2 separate regions of the Homo sapiens genome follow, and region 1 is linked to region 2. Evidence: chromatin loops called from intact Hi-C (ENCODE). Cell type or tissue: PC-3. All regions are shown on one strand. Each heading gives the region's core, and the rest is flanking DNA. Links, peaks and the distances in the headings are about the cores only. Region 1 overlaps TOPBP1 (DNA topoisomerase II binding protein 1). Region 2 overlaps BFSP2 (beaded filament structural protein 2).

Evidence for each region. A loop is a pair of places that touch in the nucleus more often than their neighbours do. Peaks named below come from ENCODE experiments on the same cell type or tissue, not always from the same donor. Only the 100,000 strongest peaks of a DNase experiment are listed, where the experiment ranks them.
Region 1: it touches region 2 in a loop (2.6-fold over the local background); 2 of 110 quality-filtered maps call a loop at or near these places.

What each region holds. Positions count from the first base shown.
Region 1 is chr3:133,640,608-133,649,328 of GRCh38, reverse strand. TOPBP1 (DNA topoisomerase II binding protein 1) reads left to right here. Exons shown (of 28, transcript NM_007027.4): 11 at 4,966-5,309; 12 at 5,957-6,129. Among named protein-coding and RNA genes, the nearest start is that of TOPBP1, 17 kb to the left of the region's middle. In PC-3, for the core only: no CTCF peak of the experiment used is centred there; a DNase peak (open chromatin) is centred at 4,448; H3K27ac peaks cover 772 bases.
Region 2 is chr3:133,452,715-133,461,435 of GRCh38, reverse strand. All of the region lies in intron 4 of BFSP2 (beaded filament structural protein 2), which reads right to left. It overlaps BFSP2-AS1 (BFSP2 antisense RNA 1), which reads left to right. Exons shown (of 4, transcript NR_189064.1): 2 at 5,973-6,107. Among named protein-coding and RNA genes, the nearest start is that of BFSP2-AS1, 34 kb to the left of the region's middle. In PC-3, for the core only: a CTCF peak has its summit at 3,797; a DNase peak (open chromatin) is centred at 8,215; H3K4me3 peaks cover 527 bases; H3K27ac peaks cover 590 bases.

The sequences.
Region 1 (8,721 bases), core at 400-8,399, 190 kb before region 2:
ATACGTACATATGTGATTTCTGCCAAGTTTTCTAGATTTTAAGTTAAATTAACCTTTTTCTTTCCTTAAAATTTTCCTCATAACTTTTTTTCTGAGCAGGCAAGACAAGAGGGTCCTGAACCCTTTAACCCTCTCTCCTGTCTCCAGCTAACTAGCTCTATTTTGATTTGTTATATATACAGGCATTGCTTGGTTTGTGTGTGAGTTTGTAATATCATGAGCCTTTTATTAAAACCTTGTAACAAATACCTCTTACTGGATTATTGTGGTCTTTAATGCATGAAACTGTACTGTGGACTACCACCTCAGTATGTACTCTTATCATGTAGTAAGGTAAATTGCCAGTGAAGCATTATAAACATCATTACTTCTTTTTTATTAAAAAAAAGCCTTTATAAAATACCTAATATAGCCAAAAATATATACATTTAAGTAAATTTAATGTGTATCATAACTTAAAATCTGAAGTTAATCAGAATTTTAATCTACCTCGAATAAAACAAGAACCTTAGAAAACTTTTTTTTTTTTTGAAGCAGGATTTCGCTCTTGTTGCGCAGGCTGGAGTGTAGTGGCATGATCTCAGCTCACTGCAACCTCTGCCTCCCAGGTTCAAGTGATTCTTTCTGCCTCAGCCTCCCAAGTAGCTGGGATTACAGGCATGCGCCACCACCCCTGGCTAATTTTGTATTTTTAGTAGAGATGGGGTTTCTCAGTGTTGGCCAGGCTGGTCTTGAACTCCCGACCTCAGGTGATCCACCCGCCTTGGCCTCCCAAAGTGCTGGGATTACGGGCGTGAGCCACTGAGCCCAGCCTAAAATACTTTAATGATCACAACTAGCCCTGCTCCCTCTCTCCACTCATCAACATACTCAGCTTATGTGATTTTGTCTAGTATTTTCATTATCTTTTAACATCTTACAATTAGGCGTTATTATGCTTTTATATGGTCAGTATTTGTTTCATTTACTAACACGTTTAACTGTTTCTTTGCTCTCCCCAGTTCTTTTTACATCTGAGACCTCTCTTTTGGAATCATTTTCTTTCTTCCTAAAACAATATCCTTTAGAAACTCCTTTAGTTTCTCTAAGACTCTTCGGCTGGGTATACAGTTCTAGACAGTTTCTTTAAGCACAGAGATATTGTTTCATTGTCATCTATTTCCCTGACTGCTGGATAGGAGGTCAGATATCAGTCTGTCATTCCTTTACAGATAATCTGTCTTTATCCTCTGGCTGTTTTTAAGATAGTCTTCCTTTTGGTTTTTGTGTCCTAGAGCTTTACCATTTATTTGTCCTGCTTGAGATTCACTGTGCCTTCTGAATCTGAGAATTAGTAGATTTTTTGCTTTTTGTTAGGTCAAGAAATGTTTATTATCTCTTTGAATATTGCCTCTCCCCCATTCTCTATATTCTCTTAACTCCCATTTGCTTTGCATATAGGTCACTTAACCTGTCCTTATCTTCCATCTTTTTGTCTTTCTGTGATTTATTATGTGTAATTCCTTCAGATTTTTTTCCAGATCACGAATCATCTCTTCCGCTATTGCCTAATCTGTTTTACCCATCCATTAAATTTTCTGTTTTAATAATTAATTTTTCAATTCCTAGAAGTTTTAGCTTTTTAAATAGTCTGTCATTTATTTTTTTACTTTTAAAAATAGAGATGGGGTGCTACTATGTTACCCAGGCTGGTCTTGAAGCACCTCAGCCTCCCAAAGTGCTGGGATTGCAGGTGTGAGCCACCACACCCAGCCAAGTCTGTCATTTTGTATTTGTATTTTTTGTTCTTTATTTCTTAAAACACATTAAACCTATCAAAACATCTGTGAATTGTTCTGTTGGCTGTTGTTTATGGTGCCTGGTTTTCTTGTGTTTTGTGATTTTTATTGTGAACTTGTACTTACTAGGACTCTAGGAATTCTAAGAAACTTGGGGTAGGGGTTTGTTACCCCAGAAAAGGTTCATGTTTGGGTCTGCTAGGTGCCTAGGAGTTTACAAACTCAATATGCCTTTAAGTTGGTGTATTGGCTGGAGGTTTCTTAGACCTCCAGCTATATGAATTTATACCCAAACCTACTTTGAGGACCAGCCTCTGATGAACAGATTCTTAGGAGAGATGTTGTTTCCCCTTGACACAAAGCCAGTGTTCTTGACCTCTTCCTTTACAGGGCAGATTTGTTGTTGGTTGGTTGGTTAGTTTTGGTCTGTTTACTAAAGATATGTCTCTTCATGGGTTCTGGGCTTGTTCTCTCAGGGTATACTCTCCTTCACCTCTAAGTTTTATGAAACCAAAGGATTGGCTCCTATCTCTTGTGTGATACCTTTACATTCCAAGGGTCTGGGTTACTGCACAGATATTTAATAGATTTTGACTAACCATTAGCTTTAGTAACTACTTAATGTTCTGGATTTAGTAACCACTTTAGTGGTCTGGATTTTAATATTTTATCCTGTATTTTGAAGTGTTTTTAGTGAGAGTGTTTCAAAGATCCTAGCCCACCATATTTCTAGAGAGGGAATTCCTAGCATTCCTTTTTTATTTACACTATTTCCGTACTACAAAATTGACTTTTCTCAAACCATTTACTTATGCTTTAGTATTGTATCACATCAGGAAATCATCTTGATTTTCCAGGATGCTGTGGTATAACTGAAAGTGATTTTTTTTTTTTTTTTTGGAGACAGGGTCTCACTCCATCACTGAGGATGGAGTGTAGTGTCACAAGCTTGGATCACTGCAACCTCCTCCTCCCGAGTTCACGCAATTCTCTTCCCTCAGCCTCCTTAGTAGTTGGGAGTACAGGTGTGCACCACCACGCCCAGCTAATTTTTGTATTTTTAGTAGAGATGGGGTTTCACCATGTTGGCCAGGTTGGTCTCAAACTCCTGGCCTCATGTGATCCTCCTGTCTTAGCCTCCCAGAATGTTGGGATTACAGGCTTGAGCCACTGCACCCAGCCAGCAATTTTACATACTATCCTTCAGCCAAGGGTACTTGGTGTAGGGCAGGTGATTAGTTTCTTAAACCTTCCTAAGACAGCTAGTGGTTTACTGACTTTATAAGGATTAAGTGATGGTAAATCTTAGTGGATCACCAAGCATCTTAGAAAGTCTATAATAAAGTATTTTATAATTAATTCTTAAAATGGCTTTTGATTTAAGGGAGTTTTTTGTTTTTTTTTTGAGATGCAGTCTTGCTCTGTCACCAGGCTGGAGTGCAGTGGCGTGGTCTTGGCTCACTGCAACCTCTGCCTTCTGGGTTCAAGTGATTCTCCTGCCTCAGCCTCCCAAGTAGCTGGGATTACAGGCACGTGCCACCATGCCCAGCTAATTTTTCTATTTTTAGTAGAGATGGGGTTTCTCCATGTTGGCCAGGCTGCTCTTGAACTCCTGACCTTGTGATCCACCCACCTCAGCCTCCCAAAGTGCTGGGATTACAGGCATGAGCCACCGCGCCCGGCCCTAGGGGAGCTTTTTGAATGATAGGTTTATTATGTAGTATCTCTTAGGCTTTTGGGTGCGGTCTGTTTGAAAAGAGATCCTACTGCTAAAATAAACGGAAAGAACTGCTGTAGAACATGTTAGTTTATTATGAGTCTCTTAATAACTTCAGAGTTTTACTGATGGTTTATAAGAACTTAGTATTTCTACTTTGTTTTTATAGTAGTAGTCTAAAATTCTACTGGATTTCTTCCTCCTTCCCATCTTACCAACAACATATAGACGTCGAAAAAAGTTATTTTTTTCTCCTAGATGTGACTGCAAAATAATTGTACTTGCAAAAAATAAGAAGGTTTTTACTTATAAAACAAACTTTACATTTTAACAAAACTGTTTAAAAAACTTTCCGGAATGTTTTATAGTATTGCCTCACCTTTAATTCCATCTAAGCATATTCATTCCCATGAGTATATCTGTAAATTATAAGTATACTATTACCCTTTATTCCTTATATTATGAAACCAAGGGTCAAAGAGACTATAAAACTAGAACCCAGCTCTCCTGACTTACTGACCAGTAAACTCCCTAGACAAAACTATGCTTCCTTAGTGCGAATAAGTACAATTTTAATACTTATGTTTAGTAGGAGTCATAAGTTCCTAATATATATTGCAGTGTACTTAATTTACAAGTTCCTAATGTATATTACAATTTACTTAAAAATGAAAATGCTAGTGTCTGTTGGAGATGAGGATAGAAGTACGAAGATGGCACTATAACATGGTGGTGTGAACTCTGGAGTTAGACAGACTTTGGTTTGTATCTCATTTCTGCCACTTAACTGTGTGACCTTAGGCAAGTTACATAACCTCTTCAAGCCTGAGACTCCTTTTGTACAAAAGGGATGTACTGATAGTATCAGCCTCACAGTTAGCATTATGTGAGCATTACATGCATTTGTAAAGCACTTAGTCACAGTGCTTATATAAATGAAAGAGTGATTCTTGGATAGCTTCCAGCCTTGTTGGAATCACATAGCAGGGCAAACTTTTTCTCTAAAGGAGTAGACAATAAATATTTTAGGATTTGCCAGCCACTTCCTTATAGTTATTTCCATGTTAACATGTTCCATGTTAAGGACTTGACAGTTATACCATTTAGACTTGTTAATTTTTTTCTTAATGATAGTTTCTTAATTTTATGGTGAATCATCTAAACCAGTTTTGGAACTAAGTCCTGTTGGAGCTATATAATTTTAAACTAATTCAAGTTTCCATTATACTAGGAATACCTAGAACTAACATGATTGCTCTTGTCCTTCCCAATGGATGATGGTAATACTGATAAGGACTCTTGGTAACCCCGAAGACGGGGTGAATCCATATCCCTTTATTATACACGTAAGCTTTAGTTTTGTAAGTATGGTCAAAATTATCAGATTCCATGTTACGTTAATATCCTTGCTAGGAAGTAAACTGTATAAGGTAAATTGTTGGTTAGAAAACATTTACTTTTCTCTTTCAGTTGAGGCTAAGACGTCTGAAGCCAGGCCCTTTAATGATTCTACTCATGCTGAGCCCTTGAATGATTCTACTCACATTTCTTTGCAAGAAGAAAACCAGTCTTCTGTCAGTCATTGTGTCCCTGATGTTTCTACAATTACTGAAGAAGGCTTATTTAGCCAAAAGAGTTTCCTTGTTTTGGGTTTTAGTAATGAAAATGAATCTAACATCGCAAACATCATAAAAGAAAATGCTGGGAAAATCATGTCCCTTCTGAGCAGAACTGTTGCGGATTATGCTGTGGTTCCTCTGCTGGGGTGTGAAGTGGAAGCCACTGTGGGAGAAGTTGTTACAAATACATGGCTGGTAAGACAACACTAGTGGTTGAAATAAAGTATCGAAGGATATCTGAATGCCAAGAAGGTTAATGTTTATTTCTTAGACAGTTCAGTTACAGTAAATCAATGCTTGGACTTGAACACTCTTGATTTTGCTTTTAGCAAGGGAAATTCAAAATTAAATGTGCAAGCTTCTTGGCCTAATCCCGATACAGTAGAGATTACTGTTTCCCAGGGCCACAGCAGCAACATTCCTTCTTAGGAGGTCACTCTAGGGTCATCTCATACTATTTGTCTTGTTTTCTCATAACCAAAGCATCACTGGTAATTTCACTGTTGATTTTTTTTTTTTTAACATTCCAAGAATTATGAGAAAAATAGTATAAACTAATACATTAGAAGGAATGAAATTTAAAGCAACATTCAGTAACTCTAATAATAGATCTTACCGATTTTAATAGCCTAATGTAATTAGTCGATGTATGTATATGTGTGTATGTATATATATACTCTAACATTATGATATGAAATGTATTGAGAATGAGCATACACAAGTTTGTATTAAAGTAAAATTTCTTCTTATCAAAACTAAATTATTGCTTCTGTACCTGAACCAGTGTTAACCACTGGTTGCTTATTTCAGGTTGGCTTTACTATTTCTTTTGTTTTTAAAAGGTTACTTGCATAGACTATCAGACTTTGTTTGATCCAAAGTCGAATCCTCTCTTCACACCAGTTCCAGTAATGACAGGAATGACTCCTTTAGAGGATTGTGTTATTTCATTTAGCCAGTGTGCTGGAGCAGAAAAAGAGTCTTTAACATTCCTAGCAAACCTCCTTGGAGCAAGGTATGTAATATTTTTAATGCACCTGTTGTATTGGTGTATCTTTTTATTTATTTTGACTTCTTGGAGAGCATTCAAATTAGAATTTGGTTGGGTGTCTTTATTATATTTATGAGTGTTATGTGGTTCCTTCTCCACTCCCACTGCTTCACTTGACTAGCCTTAAAAAAAAAAAGTGCCTCTGTTGTCCAAAGATGAAAACTTAGGTATCATTAGAGGTAATAACTGCAGTGGGTCCAAACACATGAAATAGTGTTTAAGTTGTGACTTCATAATGACACCAAATAAAGTAAGGTAATTGGTCATCTTTGAAAGATGCTAGAGAACCAGTCCATTACTTTGAAAGCTGACAAAAGGAAAGGATCAAGGAATTACCTTGCATTTCCTGTGCAGTTTGCATCAGGGTAACATGATAGTGGATACGACAAAGTTTCCCTTTATAAAGATGTTTCAACAAACAAATAAATAAATAAGGAATGATAAGACTGTAACCCCTAATGAATGAAAGAATCTAGGCATTGAACATCAATAGTCGATCACACAATAAAGGGACAAGACATGATGTGCCTTCTTACAAAGAATACACCACCACTTTGAAGTAGTCTTGCCAAAATAATCAAACCTCAATCTGATGATGCTTCTAGATCCAATTCCCAATTTATAGGAAATGCAAACAGCAGAATAACACGTTAAACTATACTACAGTGATATAATCAGCAAGACCCAGACTTTAGTACAACTCTGGCATAAATGATCCAGTGTCTTCAATGAATATATATTAAGGGCATGGAAAAGAAGGTAGGAACCTATAAGCTAAAAGACTTGAAAAAGCAAAAGCCTAAATGTAGTCTTTAAAGTTGCCATTATTTGATTATAGAAAAGTAAAGAAGTGATTACTATAAGTATCCAAATAGGCCAAGCACAGTGGCTCACACCTGTAATCCCAGCACTCGGGAGGCTAAAAGATTGCTTGAGCTCAGGAGTTCAAGACCAGCCTGTACAACATAGTGAGACCTCGTCTCTATTTAAAAAATAATAAAAAAAAATGAGCCAGGCATGGTGGCATGTGCCTATGGTCCCAGCTACTCGGGAGGCTAAGGCAGGAGGATTACTTGAGCCCAGGAGACCAGGGCTGCAGTGAGCTATGATCACACAACTATACTCCAGCCAGGGCAACAAAATGAGATCCTGTCTCCAAAAAAAAGCCCAAATAGTGGCTACTATTAAGAAGGGAGGGAAGGGGGTTTATATGGCATGTTGGAGAGGTTCTGGGGTAGTTAGCAAGATTCTGTCTTCTGACCTGGGTGGTGGACTTAAGGGTTTCACCTTATAATAATTCGTATAGCTGTATATTTCTTTTTTTGCTGTTTTCTGTTTGAATTATATGAAATAATAAAATTCTTTTAAAACTGAAATTGTGGAAGATAATAACATACATGATGACAGACTCCACTGGATACAGCTAAAGCTGTACTCAGCAGGAAAGTCATGCAAATTCTGAAATAGAATAATTGGGACTAGCCCTAACAGTTATTAAAATATATTTTGTGGCCAGGTCTGGTGGTTCATGCCTGTAATCCTAGCACTTTGAGAGGCCGTGGCAGGAGGCCAAGTTCAACACCAGCCTGGACAATATACTGAGACCCTGTCTTTACAAAAAATTTTAAAAATGAGCCAGGCAATGTAGCATAAATCTGTAGTCTCAGTTATTTGGGAGGCTGAGGTGGGAGGATTGTTTGAGCCTGGGAGGTCAAGGCTGCAGTGAGTCACAGTGGCGCCACTGTACTCTAGCCTGGAGGACAGAGCAAGACCCTGTCTCAGAAAACAAACAAACAAATATATATTTTGTGAAACTTCACTAAATAACAGTGTGGTTACGTGTAGCAGAAAGTTTAATTAATGGACAGCAAATGTAGCAGGAGACCCAAATGTAAAAAGGAATTTACGATACAAGTGACATTTCAAATATATATAAGGAAGACATGGCTTATTCAATAAATAGGATTCATTAAAGTTGGAGCAGTATCTCATATCTAAATAAGTACTGAATGGATTGGTGGGTTAAATGTAAAAAATGAAATTATAAAAGTACTAAGATAAACACAAAACATAGAAAAAAAAAGTGCTAGGAAACATGGGAAATTTAAAAATCTGAAAAGTTGGGAACTAGAACATAAAACCCAGAAGTCATAAAAGAAATCACGGAATTCTGTTCAATCTCAAGTCGTAGACTTCTTTTTCTGCCCCGTATTCTCTGTGTTTAATATCCTATGATCTTGAGGCACTTAATTTCTCTGTATTTTTTCCCATGTCTATACTTAAATATTGAGAGGATCAAATGAGATAATATGTAGAAATGCTTTGGAAAGTTGTAGTAGGTTAAAAAATAATAATAATGTTATTTATACACTTTGCTCCTGTCATTTTTTCTGTGCCTTCTTTTGGGAGGAAAGGACAAGGTGTGGGGGTGATAACTAATTAAGGAGGTAATTTTGGCTGTGTGAGGTGGTTCACGCCTGTAATCCCAACTTTAGGAGGCTGAGGCAGGAGGATCACTTGAGCTCAGGAGTTCGAGACCAGGCTAGGCAACATTGT
Region 2 (8,721 bases), core at 477-8,476:
CTGCACAGGACCTGAGCCGCCCGTGTTTGCACTCCAGCAGGGTAGGAGTGCAATTACTTCTGGGGCAGGAGAGCATGTCGACATTTTGAAACATAATAAAGATTTTCAAATTTCAAAAATTTCAAATTAAATTAGCATGTTTTTGCACATGAAGGATGTGAGAAGAGAAAAGCAATGTGTTCTAAGTAAGTAATAATTAAGTATTTGAGAGCCTGACTCTTGAAGATACAAATGAGGACTGGGAAAGAGGAAAAGAACCATCTCCAAGTCCAAGCCTGACCCACTTTGCTGATTAGGATGGCCATTCCTAAAAACACCCTTGGCAATGACCCAGAACTGACAGAAACGCTACCTTTGCAATGTGAGGGGAAGGCGAGTGTTCAGGAGGAGGGAGAGTGAGGAGAGAGAATGTTGATACTTCCTGGTCTTTGAAATTGCAAGTGCATTCTCAGCAGATCATGTATCCAGATGAGCTGTCTGCCTCATGTGTCTTCTGCCTTTCACTAAGCAGTTGCTGTGCAGGTTTGAGCAAGTCACTCGAGCACTCTGGTTTTTGCAACTGGTGATCAATTGCTTTATATGAGCATTGTTCTACTGCAGAATGCAGCTACCTGCCTTGGCTCTTAAGCACTTTTCAGATTTCATGAGATCATGCTAATCTCATCGTGCTGTTCATGGAGAAAGGTAAACAATGGTCCCGTGGGAATACAGGGGTTCCCTATCTTGTGTCATAGAAGAATCCCACAAGGAGGGCACAGACGCTTGGTTTGAAAAGCTCCCAACAGAAGTCTGGCATAACTTTTAGCCCCCCGGGGACAAAGGCCTCTCCAACCTCACATTCCACAAGATGTCACTTATTTATTCTTAAAAAAGAAATCAGCTGGGCATGGTGGCTCACATCTGCAATCCCAGCACTTTGGGAGGCCAAAGCAGAAAGATTGCTTGAGGCCAGTAGTTCAAGACCAGCCTGGGCAACATACTGAAATCCTGTTTCTACAAAAAAATCTTTTAAAAACCAAATTAAGGTCCCCCCATTCATGTGGTCTGTCCAGTTCAAACTAACAGTTAAGAGTGTGGATTCTGGAGTCAGAATGTGTAATTTGAATCCTAGTGTTGCCACTTTCTAAGTGTGTAATTTTGGGCAAATTACCTAACCTCTTTGTGCTTCAGTTTCCTCCTCTATAAAATGCTAAAATCGCAATACCTATCTCATGTTGGGAAGATTAAATGAGAACGTACCTGTCGGGTGCTTAGAACCCTTGGTAGATGCTCCATAAAAGCTTGGCTGGCTCTGCTTTTGTGGAAAATTTCATCCTGCCTTGTATAAGAGTAGCCTTTCTACCCATTTCTTGCCTCCCACAGGTACACCAGCCAACATCCACACTGGACTGTGGGTTCCTTATTTATAGGAACAACTTCTTACTCACCCCTCTGCCCCTTTTGGAGACCTAACATAGCTTTTTACACCTAGAATGTGCTCAACAATATTTACTGAAGGTTTACAATGTAGGCCAGGCACATGCTAGGGACTAGGGAAGAAGAGGAGGATCTACCAGGAATAGGATGAGATCAAATCTCCTTTTCATTAAGAGGATCAGCTATCGTTATTATAACAGTTGTAAGTCATTTTACAGTTACGTGGTGTCATATGTTATTTAGCTAAGGATAGCTTTTGACAGGCAGCACACACTCCCGACCTTCCTCAGCCAGATGTAGGATTTATTTGGGAGAAGGCTGGATGCCATCCAGTCTGCACTAGCAACATGGGCTCTCCTCAGCGGGGATTAAAAAGAAGTGCACGCCTCACTCAATGAAACTTCAACACTGGCAGAGGAGCTGGCCCGGCTGGGCTACAAGTTTCTCTGTGAGTTTACACAAGAACTGCCCAGCTATTGAAGCTGCTGTTTGAGTGTAGGACCAATTCCCAGCCTCCGTTGGAGCTGCCAAACAAAACACAGAGGAGTAAATGGCTTTGTGACCTTGCTGCCCCCTTGTAATAAGTAAGCTCATCCTCTTGATAAAATCAGCTGAAGAGGCTCAGCAATGAGTCTAATTCTAAAGAGAAAAATAGATTTTTCTATTATTTTATTTTGAGACGGGGTCTCACCCTGTTGCCCAGGCTGGAGTGCAGCGATAAGATCATAGCTCACTGCAGCCTCGACCTCCTGAGTTCGAGCAGTTCTCCTGCCTCAGCCTCCTGAGTAGCTAGGACTACAGTTGCGTGCTTCTACACCTGACCAATTAAAAACATTTTTTTTTGTAGAGGTGGGGTCTTACTATGTTGCCCAGGCTGATCTCAAACTCCTGGCCTCAAGGGATCCTCCTGCCTCCGCATTCCAAAGCACCAGGATTACAGGCATAAGCCACTGTGCCTGGCCAGTCCTTACACTTTTTATGGGAAAAATCTGTTAAAAAATATCTAAGGTATGCTTTGAGATCAGCACAGTCAGGTAGTCTGGGACGAGCGTTCTTTGAAGTCAGGGACTTCAGGAACCATAGCATCAAGTCAGGGCCTTGCACCTGGTTTGTCCTTGACAAACAGATTTTGAATGAATAAGTGAGTGGAGATTCCTTGGTAGAAGATGTAAGAAAGAGGTTGCAATGTTGGGTGATCCCCTATGTAGTTACCCAGATATTGGTAGTCAACCAGTTGTGAGTTTAAACACACAACATAAGAAGATAAGGGCCTGAGAGAGCGCTCTACAATGTCTGTGTTTTTTTGTTTGTTGTTTGTTTTTTTGAGACAAAGTCTCACTCTGTCGCCCAGGCTGGAGTGCAGTGGAGTGTTCTTGGCTCACTGCAATCCTCCACCTCCTGGGTTCAAGTGATTCTCATGCCTCAGCTTCCCCAGTAGCTGGGATTACATGTGTGTGCCACCACACCCGGCTAATTTTTTGTATTTTTAGTAGAGACGTGGTTTCACCATGTTGGCCAGGCTGGTCTTGAACTCCTGACCTCAAGTGATCTGCCTGCCTTGGCTTCCCAAAGTGCTGGGATTACAGGAGTGAGCCACCACACCCAGCCTGTGTGTTGTCTTAACTAGAGAAAAGAAGAGGCAAAGAGTAGGCAGTACCTACCTCAATGAGACAGTCTTTTGGTTTTTCCTTTTAAAATCTGCTCTGATTCTTGATTTTCCCTATTCTCTTTGCAGCCGCACCAACTGGTATATGCTACTATAGCATACAACTACAGTAACCCAAATGGGCAAAAGATATGATCTGCTAGTACACACAAAAGCAATTTGTAAGAAATGCATTTTAACCCATAGTATTAGCAAAGATCACAAAGTATTGGTGAAGATATGGGGAAATGGACACTCTCAAATATTTCTGATAGAAATGTAAATTGTTATAATCTTTGTAGAGAGCAATTGGCAATATTTATCAAAATTACCAGTGCACACACTTTTGGGGCCAACAATTCCATGTCTATAAGTTCATTTAACAGATACATTTCTATATATGGAAATGAGAGGTATACCATGTTAGTGACTAATTTCTTCTAATAGCAAAAGATTGGAAACCACCCTCAGTGCCCAGCAGTAGGGAACAGGCTAAACAAATTCTGGGGCATCTGTTAGCTAGAACAGAGGTTGACAACTTTTTCTGTGACTAGCTAGATAGTAAATGTTTTAGGCTTAGCAGGCCATATGGTCTCTGTTGCAACTATTGAACTCCACTTGTGTAGTGCAAATGCAGCCATAGATGATATGTAAATGAATGTGATGGTCATGTTCCAATAAAACTTTATTTGTAAAAACAGGCAATGGGTCAGATTTGGCTTGTGGGCCAGAGTTTGCTGCCCCCTGTGGTATAATATCATACAGTCATAAAGCAGTATGTTCTGAATACTACTTGTGTAAAAAGACAGGAAAAAAAATATATATATTTCTTTGTATATGGGTAAAATGTTTCTGAAATGACATACAAGAAAAGGATAACATTGATTGACCCCCATAGAAAAAAACGGTAGCTAGGACATGGGTTGGATAGCACTTTTCACTTTATATCTTTTGTATGTTTTGAATTTTGAACTAAGTGAATGTATTATCTATTATACATGTTGAAATAAAATAAAAGTCAATTTAAAAAGACATAAAAGCAAACAGGGCCCTTTTGTGAAGCTCTCTGTGAGATTCAGAGATATGAAGATGCTTCGGGATCCCCGTTCAGTGTTTGCCTTGAGCACACTGGCTACAGCCATGGCTTATTTCACTGAAGAGCCCTCAGGGAGTCCAGCCAGCTCATTGGCACACAGGAGCCTCTAGATTACAGATGCTGTCAGGCGTCCTGCTTTTGCTGTTCCCCTGGAAAGGAACTTTCCCAGGTGGTTAACATGGCAATAGCACAAGAGGTCATCTTGTAGTCTAGAGTCAGAGTGGCAGTGCCTGTTTTAATTCAGCTTCATATATCTTAGAAAATATTGACTCTTGTTGGTAAAAGCAAGAATAGAAAAAGTCTAGACAGAGTAGCTTGTATAAAATGTCTGTGTTTACAGGGAAAATTATTGTTTGTAAGTGTAGATGACATGGAGAGATGCTATTCAAGGTTTCTATTCTCCTCGTGGGTAAATCTAGACCTATGCTGTCCTCTAATAGAGCAGTCACTAGTCATCTGTAGCTGCTGAAATAAAAATTAAACATAATTAAAAGTTAGTTCCTCAGCTTTATTTATTTATTTATTTTTGAGACAGAGTCTCACTCTGTTGTCCAGGCTGGAGTGCAGTGGTGCGATCAGAGCTCACTGCAACCTCGACCTCCTAGGCTCAGGTGATCCTCCCATGTCAGCTTCCCAAGTAGTTTCCATGGGACTGCAGGCACATGTCACCACACCTGGCTAATTTTTGTATTTTTGTGGAGACAGGGTTTTGCCATGTTGTTTAGGCTGGTCTTGAACTCCTGGGCTCAAGCGATCTGCCCACCTTGACCTCCCAAAGTGCTGGGACTATAGGCATGAGCCACTGCACCTGTATAACCCCTTGAGGCCAGTAGCTACCATACCGGATTGCTGCATGGATTATAGAATATGCCCATCATTGCGATATTTCAGTTAGATGGCCCGGCTTTAGATGATCTTGAATGTTTCTTTTGGCCTTAAGACTATCAACAACCAGAAACCTCACAATTCATTTCAATCTATTCACTTGTCTTCATTCTTAATAGTTTGCACAATCTGTCATCCTGACATGTGACATGAAGGCATGATGGTTACAGCTCAGATAAAGTTCCTGACCGCAGATGCCTCAAACTGACCTGAGGCAAGTGCAGACCTGCTGTTAGAGAAGATAGCATGGGAGCAATCCATTTGTTCCTGACCCTGGGGACTCTTAAGACAGACTGAGTTCTCTCACATCCGGGCAACCACCAACTTGTGCTGGTGATTGATTAAGCCTTTGGGTATTGTATACATCAACCAGTTGCAGCAGGCAAGGGATGGAGAAATGAGGCCTCTGGGAATGAAAGTGTGGAGTCAGCTTTGGGCAAATGGAAATTGAATGGAAGGAGCATCTCAGGAAGAAGGCTAAGAAGGCAAAACAGAGCTTGCATTGCAGGAGGCAGACTTCAGACCAGGCTTAGGGTGAGGGAACAAAGACGTCTCAGTGCCCCGGCTGAGAAATTGGACAAGAAAGACGGGACCCGTGCTCCCCTACAGGAGGTGGGCTGAGGGCAGAGCTGTTTGCCTGGCAGAGGAGGTGAGATGGTGGGGGTTTGGGGAGGGGCAGAGTTTTAGTTCTCTGCTCAACACTGAGGGGCCTGGTAGGCAGAATTCTAAGATGGCCTCCATGATCTCTGCTCTCTGGTGTTATGTCCAATGATTAAATTATGTTAGATGACAAGGATGAAGAGATTTTGACATGTAATTATGGTTCCAAATCAGCTAAATCTGAGCTGATCAAAAGAGGAGTATCTGAGTGGGCCTGACTTAATCAGATTAAAGGCTTAAAATGGTAATGCTTTTCTGTTGGCCCTGAAGGAGCAAACAGCCATGTTGTAAATGGCCTCTGAGGAGGACTGGCCTCTAGGAGTTGAGGACCTCAAGCCTACATCTGCAAGGAATTGAACGATGCCAAGAACCCGAACAAACTCTGAAGATGAGAATGCGGCCCTGGTGGGTACCTTGATTGCAGCTTTGTGAGACCCTGTGATGATGCAGTGTAAACAAACCTATTGCACTGCCAGTCATATAAAAGTCTAGCACATACAATTATGTGCAGTGCATAACACTTGCTAACAATAGTAAATGTTACTGGTTTATGTATTTACTGTATCTATACTTTTTATCATTAGCATACTCCTACTTATTAAAAAAGAAAAATAGTTAACGGTAAAACAGCCTCAGGCAGGTCCTTCAGGAGGAATTCCAGAAGAAGGCATTGTTGTTACAGGAGCTGAAAGCTCCACACATGTCACTGCCCCTGAAGACCTTTCAGTGGGACAAGATGTGGAGGTGGAAGACAGTGATATTGACGATCCTGACCCTGTGTAGGCCTAGGCTAATGTGTATGTATGTGTCTTAGTTTTTAACAAAAAAAGTTTAAAAGGTTAAAAAAACCCCCTCTTAAAAATAGAAAACAAGCTTATAGAATAAGGATAAAAGAAAGAATATTTTTGTATAGCTGTATGACGTGTTTGCATTTTAAGCCAAGTGTTATTATAATAGAGTCAAAAATTTGGAGTTGGGGACTCTGTGCCCCTTCTCACATACGTTGCCTTAAGCATCTCCTCCATTTGGCTGCTCCTGAATTGTATCCTTTATAATAAGCTGGCAAAAATATGTAAAGTGTTTCCTTGAGTTCTGGGCACTGTTCTAGCAAACTATCTACTTATCCCTCTGCAGAGGAGGTTGTGGGAACCCCTAATTTATAGCCAGTTCATCCGAAGTATGGGAGGGCCAGACTTGTCATCTGAAGTGAGGGCTGTCTTATGGGACTGAGCCCTTAACCTGTGGGATCTGATACTACTTCAGGCAGGTAGTGTCAGGATTGAATTGAATTATAGGACACTCAGTTGGTGTTTGGAGATCTGCTTGGTGTGGAACAAACCTACATATTTGGTGTCAGAAGCATTTTGTAAGAGCATAGGGGACAAAAAGGATTTTTTAAAAAAGAGATGGGGTCTCACCATGTTGCCCAGGCTGGAGTAGAGTGGCTATCCATAGGCATGATCATAGTGTACTTCTCCTTTGAACTCTTGGCCTCAAGCAATCCTCCTGCCTCAGCCTCCTGAATAGCTAGGACTACAGGCACATGCCACAGTGCCCAACTTAAAAAAAAAGTTGTTTTGTTTTACTTGACTAACTAGGAGGTCTAGAGTGTGGTGTGGCATGTTGTCTGAGGTTCCTGAAGCATCCCTGAGTACCCTGCATTAGGTAACCACAACAAATAGACAAGGAAGAACTAGACTTTAAGACCCTCCAGAAATTCTCTGGACCAATCTGATCCTGTCATCACTGAATCATACAACTTCAGAAGCTTCAAAAACTGGACCATGAGGTTCCTGACATTCGTAACACCATAGCTGGAAAGAATATGAATACTGCACTGACCTTAGCCAGAACCTCTTAATAAATTTTTTTATGTCTCTATTTTATTAAGCTTTTAATGACTGAAAAAATAAACAGAATTGGCAGATAAGTTCTAGCAGATGCTGATGGTACCACCTTTATCCCTTAGGCTTTCGCAGTTTAGTGCTCTCCTGTTCCCCCTGCCAGATTCTGCATCTTTTTGCCTGAGAGTTTCTCTGAAGCCTTTGGAAGGCCACTCTGATAGCAGATGGCAGAAAACTGTTGGGAGATGGTATTAACATCTCAGCTCCCTTGCCTTTCCCCTCTCCTGTAGTCTATACCGTTTCTCACAATTCTTCTTGGTTTACACGTCAGTCTCCCACAGTGGTAACTGGTTTGATTAGGCATTCTTTGTTGGTTCCCTTCTTTGCTTCTCCTCTACTGGTATTTTGTTGGTTTTTAACTCCCCAACTTCCAGGTAAACTACCTTAACTCCAATATTTGTTTCAGGATCTGCTTCTGAAGGAACCTAAACTAAGATATAAATTAATCATGTTAATTAATTTTCAGCCTCTGTGGTCCGAAAGGTAATTAAATGCATGCTTGCATTTTCTTTACAAAAGCTTTTGAAAGCTGTGTGTGCTAAGCCATTTCACATTTATGCTATGCCGCCAAGAAACCGACAAGAGATGCTCAGGATGGGCAAATGTCAGCCCCTGAGGGCACAACTGCAACTGACAAAACTATTTATTGGAGGAATTCTGGCTGTCAGTTCAGATCTCTGTTGATGATCAGAGGAATTCACTCATTCTGCAAATATTTTCTGAGCTCTGCCTTTCTGCAAGAGGCCCAGGCAGCATTGGCCAAGCTAAAACAAATACTGTCTGTTTTCTCTGAGATGTAGCTTTCAGATTACTCTATTAAAAAAACACTAATGAATCTGTTCAGAATTAATGTTTGAGTTACTGTTGGGCTAGTGATGATTCTCCAAGGGGTGAGGAGGAGATAATAATGACCTTTTTTTTTTCTTTTTCATACTATGAAGGATTTATTTCTGATAATTATAATAGTCTGTCCTTTCCCAAAGAAACAGTTACCACAGTGTGGTGCACACCGCAGGAGGGCTGGGACAGAAGCAAAGTTTGCAAACTGCTGGGCCTCTGAGGTTTAGCTTTAGAAGCAGAGCCAGGGGAGAAACGATGCAGCCCAATGCAGAGAA